3 separate regions of the Homo sapiens genome follow, and all the other regions are linked to region 2. The links are chromatin contacts, found by Hi-C or POLR2A ChIA-PET in ENCODE. All regions are on one chromosome and are shown on one strand. The core of a region is the stretch at or near the end of the contact, and the rest is flanking DNA. Distances in the headings are between cores, read along the strand shown. Region 1 holds the start of DNAI3 (dynein axonemal intermediate chain 3). Region 2 overlaps LPAR3 (lysophosphatidic acid receptor 3). Region 3 holds the start of LINC01461 (long intergenic non-protein coding RNA 1461).

Region 1 (3,658 bases), core at 936-3,435, 210 kb before region 2:
TCTCAGTAAATCTTCACTAAGACCCTGATTAAACTTCAAGATTCTCCTGGGTCCTTCAGCCATATTTTGGCAAGTATACAACATCCACCCCTAGAGACAACTATTCCTACAATGTCTATTAGTCTATACTCTTGTTTCCTTCCTTCCATACCTATTTCCACTTCTTTCCAAGATTGGATATTCACTTATTTGAGTAGATGCTATCCTATTACTTCTCCCTTCCAAATATCTTCTGAATTCCAAGCCCTTCTCTCCCACAGCCTCCTCTGGTTCAGGTCTTTAACATGTCCTCCAAAACTGGAGCTCCAACCCTGTTTTGTGCCATGAACCTTTGGCAGCCTGGTGAAGCCCATGCATCAAATAAAAACATGGGATTACAAAGAAGACAGATTATATGGAAATATAGTTATTAAAATATTTTTTAAATTATGATAAAATAATTTGTACTTTATTAACACGTTAAATAACAAAATCTAGCTGTGGTTCTAATAACTACCTTAATTGTGAGGTAATGATGAGTATAAATAATATATTTACAATCTCTTTAATGTAATATGAAAAGAGTTACTAACAAAGTCACAGGCCTGTGAGTACTACTGTGGTTTGTTACCAATTGAATACATTTCAATTGGTGGTTAGTGAAAATAAATATGTAATTAAAAAAATCCACAGATTCTCCTCCCTGAATCCTCTGCCCTAGATCATGGACACTTAACTGGCCTCTCTGCCTCTGTTCTAACCAGAACAACTACTCAAGAGGCCAACCTCAGAGCTCTCCAAAAATGCATCTCTTATCAAGTCTCTTCCCTGTATAATGACTTTTTATGGGTCCCTATCATTCACAGTAGCATTCTCTTCCAGATTGTAGAAATGGAGCTCATTTGAAATGCAAATTTCCTGGACCTCCTTTGATTTTGCTGGTCTGGGTTGAGCCTGGGACTCCGCATTTTTAAAAGCATTGTGAGACAGTCTTGCACTGGTGGTCTATACACCAGATTTTGCAAAACAAAATAGAGTCTGAACTCACATAAGTATGGCCTTCAGTACTTTCACAGTGTGCCTCACTGCGTCAACCTTTCCAGTTCTATTCCAGCCTCACACGGTTTCCATTCATTCCCAAACAGTCGAGGACTTTCCCACCTCCCTCTCTGGAGAATCCCCTTCCCTCCCACCCCTCCTGCTGCTCCTGGTCCACACCATGCAGGCATCTCTCTGCTTGCTTCAATCTTTCTCATCATTCAAGGCAATTATGAACTTTTCCCCCAAAGCCGAAAGCCTCCCTGACTTCCTCACTCAGGCTGAAACAATCTTGTTCTCCCTGACACTTTCCAGTCATACTATGTGTAATTACTTATGTCAGGCCTCTGCAAAGGCAGAGGGCTTCAAACTCTGAGCTTCCTAAAAGATTGCTGTGAATTCATTTAGCATTCACCATACACAAGAAGAAGGAGAAAGTATTGCGCAGCAATTAGGTACTGGGTAAACTAGTCACTAGGGGAATAAGACAATGTCCTTACTTTCAAAGAGTTTGTGTTCCCTGTTCATCTTCCTCACTGTTTATCTACTCTAGCCCTTTCTAAACAGTCCTGAAGTAATCTATTTCAGCCCACATTAATCTTTTATTGTTTGACCCCCGCCCCTAGACGGATAATCAGAATCATGCTGTTTTGGCATTCATTCATTCATTCATTCATTCATTCATTCATTAACTGACTCATTCATGGTTTATTGAGTTCCTACTATGTACTAGGCAATATGATAGTCACTGGGTATATATAACATGGGAACAAGACAGTACATGCCCTTAAAGTTCTTAGAGTGTCGTTAACTGCTCTCTCGTTGCTATTTTTGTTTCCCTCACGAGGCTGGAAGCTCTTTGAAAGCAGGGAAAGACTTGTGTTTTTTGTAGTCTTCACTGCCACTAGCCTAGCACATTGCTGACACAGCGAGTGTTCAAATACCCTTGAAAGAGTGAGTAAAATACTTGTTTTCCAAGCCGCCTTTCCCATTCAGAGCTTCTCTTACCTGATACTGCTGATCTGAAAGAAAAGGAGCCTCTTTGCAGTGCCCTCAGGAAAAGCTCCTTCGAGAGCTGGAGGTGGGAGTTTGACTCTCCTCTCTCAGAAAAAGAAATCGCAAGGGCACAAACCGCAGCAACTCTGCCGACTGTTGCCAGGACGCATCTGTCGCTAAGAGAAAAGAGGCGAGTCCTCTGCGAGACTGACAGAGCATCTCTACCAATACAGTGTCCGCTCCCTAACAGTATCTTTCAAAGCAGACTTGTGATTGGTTGCCACTATGTGACGTCACTCAACGCGAACCGGGTGAGGCCAGCAGCTTTCCACTACCAAGGAAAGAGTTTTGTGTCTTAAGTATATTAATGACAGTGGCCCGGCCTGACCCCAGGTCTAACAGGCTCGGTCCATGCCTCACACCCACCGCAATCTCAGCCAGAGAAGAATCTTTCTGGGGTGTGGACCCTAGGAACCAGGAGAGAAAATGTTAAGGAGGCTGCCCGCTCAGAATCCTTTCGGGCAGCTTTCCTGCCCACCCCCTGCAGCGAGCTGGGCCCTCCTAGGGAGTGGAGAGGAAGCTGCGCCCCACTGGTTGTCGTGGGCGCCCCAGAACCCTAATGGGTTACATTTCCTTCTTGCCAGAATAACTTTTGTTTAGAATTTGACTCAAGCTGTAAATATGAGTCTCCGGGGAAGAAACTTGAATCCGTGAGTAACCCAAGGTTCATTTTATCTGTGATTAGGAGTCCGGTGGGATTCATACAGTGACGCTCAACTCTCTGAACACTGTTCTCCTCCTTTCCCTTAAAAAATAATTATAACTGTCTAATTTGTAAAGTGGCAGAATTTAATAAAGTAATGTAATTGACTGCTGTAATTGGTGTAAATAAATTTTCACACCTAATTTAAATAAAATCTTTAATTGAGAAAAGGCTGATCATTTATAACATATGAGAGTTCAGGGGGCTGCTGCGGTGGCTCATGCCTGTAATCCCAGCACTTTGGGAGGCTGAGGAAGGCAGATCACGAGGTCAGGAGATCGAGACTATCCTGGCTAACACGGTGAAACCCCGTCTCTACTAAAAATACAAAAAAATTAGCCAGGCGTGGTGGCGTGCACCTGTAAGTCCCAGCGACTCAGAAGGCTGAGGCAGGAGAATCGCTTGAACCTGGGAGCCAAGATCGCACCACTGCACTCCAGCCTGGGCGACAGAGCGAGGGTCCGTCTTAAAAAATAATAATAATAATAACTTCCTAATTTGTAAACTGGCAGAATTTAATAAAGCAATGTAATTGACTTCTGTAATTGGTCTAAATTAATTTTTACACCCAATTTAAATAAAATCTTTAATTGAGAAGAGGCTAATCATTTATAACATATGAGACTTTAAGGATCCTGAATGAAGATTTTTACGTTATGTGCAGAAAGATTATATAGATTCTTTCAAATTTCTGAAGAATTTGTGTTCACAAAATTCAAATGAATTTTACAATACAAATTATGAAGGAAAAAAACTAAAAAAGAGGTATTATCTAAACATTCTGACAACTTTTTTCCAGCTTGTCCACTCCCAGGAAGTGGAAGATTCGTTTTCCCCTGGGCTCAGTCTTGAGTCTTCTTTTGTCACTCTTCGCACTCTCCT
Region 2 (3,714 bases), core at 1,029-3,528:
CACCAACATCTTGTGTATAGAGCTCTATTATAGGATGGTCCTCATAAGAAACTGTCCCCCTCTTGCTAACAAATCCTTCGAGAGTAGCTAGTTCGTCAGCTGCTATTATCACCTTTGCTAGGATTGGAAAGTTTGCCCTGTGACTGAAAAGAGTTGGGACCAAAACACAGGCCTTTTGGTATTATTCATAAGCTTCATCGATGAACTGTCCTTACTCCATTAAAAAAGAGAGAGAGAGAAAAAAAAAGTACATGTGCCTAAGTTCGTGAGGAATTCTGAAACATTTGTTTTCAGCTTCTGTGGCCTTGTAGTTGCTTCTGCAACACAGAAGCCTGCTTTCAATGTTTACTGCCTGCATGCCTTAGTAATCAAATATCTGTTAAAATAGAAAAAAAGAAAACAGTTAAAGCTTTGCCTTAAGAAATGCTGAGTGAAATGAACAGATTGTTGGCACACAGGGGCTCTCTTGTTGCTGTGCAGAGAGTCATATCAGAAGGAGGGTGATTCTTTTCAGAGTCAAGCCATCCAGGCACCAGTACTCAGTACATTGAGTCCGGGGGTGTTCGTACTTTTGTCTTGAAATGGCTAGTCCCAGGAGCACCTTTGTCACAGATGATTTTCCTGTGTGCTTCATGGCATTGCTACAGAGGCCTATGGGAGGGAGGCATTGTTTTCAGGGCAGGCCGTCAATCGGTGGGTGCAAAAATGCAGTTGCCACTCAGTTGCTGCCCCTACGCTGCTGTTTGACACATCCCTTCCTGTTCTGACGGGGAACGTGGGGACTGAGATGACCTCAGTGTCTGATGCTGGAAGGAAGACAGCTTCAAATTAAAAAAGAAAATCCCTCATATGGCACTCCATCCCACTTGTTCAAATGCCATCTTGACACCTCTTCCAACACCACATTTCCAGGAGTCTGTCTTCTTTCTTCTGTCTCTGCCATATGTAGCCATTTGTTACCTCAAGTCTGGCTCTTGGTTCTTTCTTTTCCCCCCACGCCACTGTTTCAGACACCTCCCTTGGCAGTCAGTTTAGAAGTGCTTTTCCCAAATCAGTGTTCTTGTTTCCAATGTAACCACTGCCCTGCCCTCTTACTTCTTCCATTTCCTCTGGTCCAGACCCCTTCAGTTCCATTACACCAAATGCACTCAGCTTCTTTTATTCCCCTCTCATGCCCCCTTCTTCAGAACTTCTGGCTTTTCTTCTTTTTAGAAAACTGAAACCTTCCTCTTAAGCTGAAACAAACAATTATTGAATATTTTCTGAGTGCAAGGTGGAGAAACATTTCTCAAATTTGACCTCTTTGAAAAGAAGGTATAGGGAGAGGTTCCAGTACCCAACTACATCCAACCCTCCTGCCAACACCCAGCCTCCTGGAAGGTTTCATGTTCCAGAACTCAGGAACACCCTCTCTTAGGGCTTTGATTTCTGCCAAAGGAGAAATGTGGTCATCGTCTGTGACTCAGGCGTCATATCACTGGGCTAATTCAACATCTGGAATAGTATGGTGTGTGCTGGCCAATGGTAGAATTTTATCAAATTCCATGTTAACATTGTACTTCGAAAATTTCAGCTGGGGACTACTATGTTCATTGTGTATCTATGGCAAACATGTTGGGTGGGAACTGGGAGTAAAGGGTGTTTGCTGGAATTATGCCCTGTCGTGGACCTAGGGATCAACACAGAAGCTGGGATAAGGGGTAAGGGAACCAAGAGTTATTGGCAGGAGTCATCTTCCCTCCTGCACTGACAGTTGTCCCTCCAGCCCAGCCACCTGCTCTCCCTCACCACCAGATTGTTGTTAACTCTGCAGAGTATGTGGCGGAAAGATCCCATTACCTCAAAGAATCAATACTGTTGAGAGATTTGACCAAGTTCACTTTGTAAATTACTGCAGCATTGTGGCTGCAGCTCTGGACCTTCTAGTTCCTGCTTCTTCTAGTGGGTCCCAACTTCTTGCCTTGGCAAAATATACCTGTCCTTGGATGCCTGAGTGACAGTGAATCACAACAGGCGTTGTTTTCATCAAGTCAGAGAATTTACTGCTCAGTGGTGAACCTATTTTATTCTTTATGTTTTTTTCTGCATTTTATATTTTCTCATCATAAACATTTATTGACTACCTTGCTAGGTTTTAGGCAGTGTACTAACTATGAGACATGGCCTCTACCCTGAAGGCACTGTGAATCTGTGCTTGCTCTAGTGGTTTATGGTTGTCAGGAAATGACCAAGATTTATGAGTCAACGGTTGTGTCACATGAGAGATAGATGACATGGAGGCAGACCTGTTCTGTGTGGCTTTTCCTGTGTGTGACTAATAGAGAACCCTATTTCCAGGCTTATTTGAGGAAATGAGAAATGTACTCAAAAAAGATAACTGAAGGCACAAAGAAATATACATAAGGGCTGAATGAGGGGGCCTAGGCTGAAAAAATGCTGTGGGCTTGGATGGTCCATGGAGGCCTCTTTGAGAAGGTAGAATATAAGCCTGATTTCAGTGTAACAGGTGGAGAGGAAAGGGGAAGGCATTGCAGATAGGAGGAAAGGCAGGGTGGGAGACAGGTATACATATGTCTAGGGAGGCCATGCCAGGGCCGTGGGTAGAAAGGGGAGACTGGGCAGACTGATTTCTGGAATAAGGAGTTTGAATAGTAATGACAATCTGGTTTGAGAGACATAAGGGAGCCAGAGACTGGAAGGCCTTGGATCCTAGGGTCCTGTGGACTTCATTGTCAGATATCTAAGAGAGACTAGGCAGATAACATGGGTATATGAATTGGGTCTGGAGTGGATATAAGGAAATAGGGAGGGGTGGTGCCTGTGGCTAACTAGACAGATCATGCCCTGTGTAAAGACAATCAGTTTCATTTTTTGTTAAAAGACCATGCAGGCCCAATTAAATAGGCCTGTGGCCAGTCTTCAGCCCACAGCTGAACTGCCTCATCTGGCAAGAAAGAGCCCATGTAGGATCTTGAGTGTTGAGAAGGTGGGAGTTGCAAAATGCAAAGCAGGGTTTTAGAAAGATGAGAGGTGGGTTGGAGAGGGAGAGATCACTTAGGAGACAATAGGAGAGTCCCCAGGATCTGGGGATGGGAGGTAGCTCAGATGCCAGAGAGAGGCAGAGCTGGTCCATCATGGTAGATGTTGTAGGAAGGCACATTTGTCAGCAGCAGCTAGAAGGCCCATCGGGGCTGCAGGGGAGGAGAAGAGAAGCAGGCCAGTGGGGCGTGAGCTTATGGAAATCTGGCAGGAGGCAGAGAGAGAAGAAGCAGGAAGAGGGATCCATCATGGGAACTAAAATTCAGAGGCAGGGTCAGGCAAGAGCAACACTTAATCAAGCCTTGCCACTTTCCCCAAGGTCTTTGAGCTTTGCCCTGTCTCATTCCCCAGCTGACCTCCCAATCTTTGCTTTCTTCATCTGGCATGAACTCCCTTAATTTCCCTTCCTTCATATCTGAGTCCACCTGCACAGGTCACATCCTTACCATCCTAGCTTTTCACTAGGGCTCATTCCTTCCAGCCAGGAGCTGGGGGATCCACGAGCCTACTCTTGTCCTTATTCTTGCTTTCCTATGAGCTTGATCGTTCAAAAATGTAAGCCCTGACCTTAACTCCCCTTCTAACTACTGCTCTGTCTCTCCCTCCCTTCACTACCAGACTTTTGTTCTTGGTTTTTTTTTTTTTTTCTTTTCTTTTCTTATTTAGAGATGGGGT
Region 3 (3,671 bases), core at 855-3,354, 230 kb after region 2:
AACTTGGGCCTTTAACTGAATACTGCAGACTTTCTACCCCACTCGCTGACTCTATTAAAAACGCAAACTGGCCAGACCAGGCATGGTCCACCAGTCTTACCAGTGTCACCCAGGTGCTGGCTTGTATTAGGTTGGTGTAAAATTAATTGCGGTTTTGGTCACTACTTTTAATGGCAAAAACTGCAATTACGTTTACACCAACCCAATACTTCCTGATGCCTTTATTTTTACCAAGCAGAAGGGGAATGCACCCCTTCCTCATGCTTCCACACAGGAAAATATACTCTACTAAGCATTGCTGAGCAATGTTGATCTCACTAGAGACTTCATTTCATGGGGATAGAAACATTGGAGAATTTGACTTTGTATCTCCACACACCACATCATCATCACCACCAAAGATGGTTTTTTTCCTACAGGCTCTTCTCTCTGCCTCAGCCTCTATCAGGCTGCAGATGACCAGACAGGGAGAAAAGAAGGGGAGAGAGAGAGAGAGAGAAAGAGAGAGAGAGAGAAAGAGAAAGAGAGAAAGAGAGAGAGCGAGAGAGAGATAGAAGCAGAGCCTAGGATGCTACATGTAAACAGTGAAGTAGATACACCACTCCCAAATCAATGACTGTAATCCAAACTCTAACCACATCCTGCAGAGAGGGGCAGGTTCAGAATTTCCATAAGGAAGAGTGTCACTTAGGGGGCCCAATCTAGCTGGAAGGAATGGGGGTGCATTGTTTTGACACTGCATGTGCAAAGCAAACACATTGTTTTCATTTAGCTTGTGTGCTTATCTGGGGTGACATTGGCAAATCAGAAACATGACTATATGAAAGAGTGTTTGTGTGGAGGAAAAAAAAGACAAAGACAGTGACCAAAGAGACTTCAGCACTCTGCCAGGTGAAGGAAAAAGGTGCAAAGGCCCAGACTGTTCCCCCAGTCGGGAACTCACAGCCTAGGAGGGAGGCATGTAGTCAGTGAAACTCAGCAGGAAGAAGCATGGGTCCAGGGGTTGGGATGGGGGCTGAAGTTCCATCATATGATGAAATACTCTCTGAGCATTCTAGTTTTTTATTTTCCTATTTTGAGACGTTGTTTCACTCTTGTTGCCCAGACTGGAGTGTGATGGCACGATCTCAGCTCACTGCAGCCTCCGCCTCCCAGGTTCAAGCGATTCTCCTGCCTCAGCCTCCCGAGTAGCTGGGATTACAGGCGCCCACCATCATGCCCAGATAATTTTTCGTATTTTTAGTAAAGACGGGGTTTCACCATGTTGGCCAGGCTGGTCTTGAACTACTGACCTCAAGTGATCTGCCCCCCTCGGCTTCCCAAAGTGCTGAGATTACAGGCGTGAGCCACCGCGTCCGGCCCGAGCCTTCTAGTTATGAAAGTGAACTTTGAGACCAAGTTTTCTTCCTCCCGGGACCCACTGACCACCGCCACCTACTTACCCCCAGCCAACAGCTGAGGAGGAAAAGACAAGCTTTCTTGGGAACCAGAGCAGTTTATCAAACCAAGAAGCAGCAAGGCCCCGTTTTTAAGGCCAGGGAGCCCCTACTCCCTGCCATTTGGCCGTTCTGTGTTCTCTTCAACGGCGCCAGTTCGACACGGGGCCTGACTCCTCGACAGCATTGCCTGGTTGGTTTAAATATATACTTACCATGATATATAATTGTGTATAGAAAAAGACACTAGGAGAAAATACCCTAAACATGTGTTTATCTCTGAATGATGAGATTAAAGGTATTTCATTTTCTTTTTTATGCTGTGTTTTCTACCCCCCCAAAAAAATTTTTTTATAATGAATACGCATTACTTTGGAGAATAGAAAAAAAAATTGTTTTTGCTTTAGAAACACACACACACACACACACACACAGGTGGAGGGAAATAAGGAGGGAGAGGCAAGGAGGTGGGAAATAGCCATAACCCAGTCTCAGGAAGCCACGCGTGGCTGACCCAGGCTGGCAGCCCCTCCCGCGGGGATAGGGGGATCTGAGGCCCTCCCTGCCCGCCCGCTCGGCCGCCCGCGTGCCCCGCCCCTCGGCCCCGGCAGAGGGCGCTATGGAGCCGGGCGCTGGTGAGTTCTAGCCCTTCGCCAGGAACGGCGATTCTCAGCGTCCTCTCCGGTGGAGGACAGAAGGCATCCCAGGGTCGCGGGAGAGCCAGCGCAAAGTGGAAGGCACCTTGTACGCTGTGAAGCGGAGATGCAGATGTTACCCTAACCAGAAGCCCACCCCGCCACAAATACTGGAGCGCCCAGCATGCGTGCGCCACCCGCTTCCCTGCAGAGGGCGCCGCGGGCCCGCCTCGCCGAGCGCGGGGTGAGATCCCAGTAGCCCAGAGCAGCCCGCGGGGCAGGCCCGGGCTGCCGCGGACTCCTCTTGGTAAGCCTCCTGCGCCCAGAGCCTCCCCGCTGGAGCTCCACCCTCGCCCGGAGGCGGCTTGTTCACCCAGCGTGCGCCCAGGGGAGCGCCTGAGCCTGACGTGATCCCATTGCCCCCGAGACCCCAAGAGTGATTGCATTGGTTTTGCAAAAAAGGAAGGACGGAAGGGAGGGAGGGAGATAATACATAATAATATGTAGTTGTGAAAAATTCAAATAACGTGTATTTAAAAAATCAGTTCTTTCGGCCGGGAGCTGTGGTTCACGCCTGTAATCCCAGCACTTTGGGAGGCCGAGGCGGACGGATCATGAGGTCAAGAGATTGAGACCATCCTGGCCAACATGGTGAAACCCCGTCTGTACTAAAAATACAAAAATTAGCTGGGCATGGTGGCAAGCGCCTGTAGTCCCAGCTGTCTGGGAGGCCGAGGCAGGAGAATTACTTGAATCCGGGAGGCGGAGGTTGGAGTGAGCCGAGATTGCGCTACTGCACTCCAGCCCGGCAACAGAGCAAGACTCTGTCATAAATAAATAAATAAATAAATAAATAAATAAATAAATAAAAATTAAAAATCAGTCCTTTCTGCTGACTCCAAGTTTTAGAGCCTTACTCCTCTAATGCAAATTTTAAAAATCTCTGAATCTGCCTATCATCTATAAAACCCCTGCTTACCTCTGTAAGCCCCCTACTTCAAGATAGCCTGCCTTTTCTGCTGAACTAATGTATATGTGCCCTGTATTGATTTCTGTCTTCGCCTGTAACTCCTGCCCTCCTGAAATGTATAAAACCAAACACATGCGGCTGCCTCGGGACCACTTACTCAAGGCTTCTTGGGTTGTTTTCCGGGGGCGGAGGTTACTCATACTGGCTTGACTAAGCCTCTCTTTCAGATATTTTACAGACTTTGATTTTTCTGTTTACAGTATTAATCAAAATGTTAACATTGGTAACTTCTAGGGGTAGAATTATGAATGATTCTTGTTTCCTGAATGTTCTACAACATTCAGAAATGGTGTATTTGGGGTTGGGGGAGAATTGTTACTATTTTTAAATCCCATCTACTCTTGGGGCTGTCCTCATTCTACATAAACAGACTAATTCCGGGTGGCAGCTCTGTCTTTTTATCGTGCACGGAGAGATTAATCATCTCCCACCTACACCAAGCAGCACTTTAGGTTCCCTGGGTAACAGAACTGAAGGTTTGTATCTCAGTGACTAATGATTATAATGCCCTTGGCTACTTCCTGTATTTTTACCAGCTCCAGGAGCAGAGAACGTTCCCTGCTGGCTTCT

The links. Hi-C counts contacts between places; a loop is a spot of excess contacts on that map. ChIA-PET counts read pairs that join two places held with the same protein, here RNA polymerase II (POLR2A). Pooled maps may share reads with other maps.
Region 1: a loop to region 2 is called in a pooled map, with 6 times the contacts of the local background. The contact joins the promoter of DNAI3 here to the enhancer-like site in region 2. A Hi-C loop is called at or near these places in 1 of 168 maps with a recorded cell type or tissue (naive thymus-derived CD4-positive, alpha-beta T cell) and 8 of 50 pooled maps. POLR2A ChIA-PET finds 5 or more read pairs at or near these places in 1 of 52 experiments (A673).
Region 3: a pooled map shows a loop between it and region 2 (4-fold over the local background). The contact joins the promoter of LINC01461 here to the enhancer-like site in region 2. A Hi-C loop is called at or near these places in 1 of 168 maps with a recorded cell type or tissue (mesothelial cell of epicardium), 1 of 37 single-sample maps with no recorded cell type and 5 of 50 pooled maps.

The regions. Positions count from the first base shown.
Region 1 is chr1:85,060,854-85,064,511 of GRCh38, reverse strand. DNAI3 (dynein axonemal intermediate chain 3) reads right to left here and starts at 2,185. Exons shown (of 23, transcript NM_145172.5): 1 at 2,026-2,185. RefSeq lists an enhancer at 2,050-2,550.
Region 2 is chr1:84,853,080-84,856,793 of GRCh38, reverse strand. All of the region lies in intron 2 of LPAR3 (lysophosphatidic acid receptor 3), which reads left to right. Among named protein-coding and RNA genes, the nearest start is that of LPAR3, 38 kb to the left of the region's middle. RefSeq lists an enhancer at 2,122-2,371. Within about 2 kb of position 2,278, at least 6 of the 41 ENCODE cell types and tissues checked have a DNase peak (open chromatin) inside an H3K27ac peak, as active enhancers do.
Region 3 is chr1:84,619,464-84,623,134 of GRCh38, reverse strand. It overlaps LINC01461 (long intergenic non-protein coding RNA 1461), which reads left to right and starts at 2,104. Exons shown (of 3, transcript NR_125761.1): 1 at 2,104-2,378. RefSeq lists silencers at 1,902-2,141, 2,232-2,301.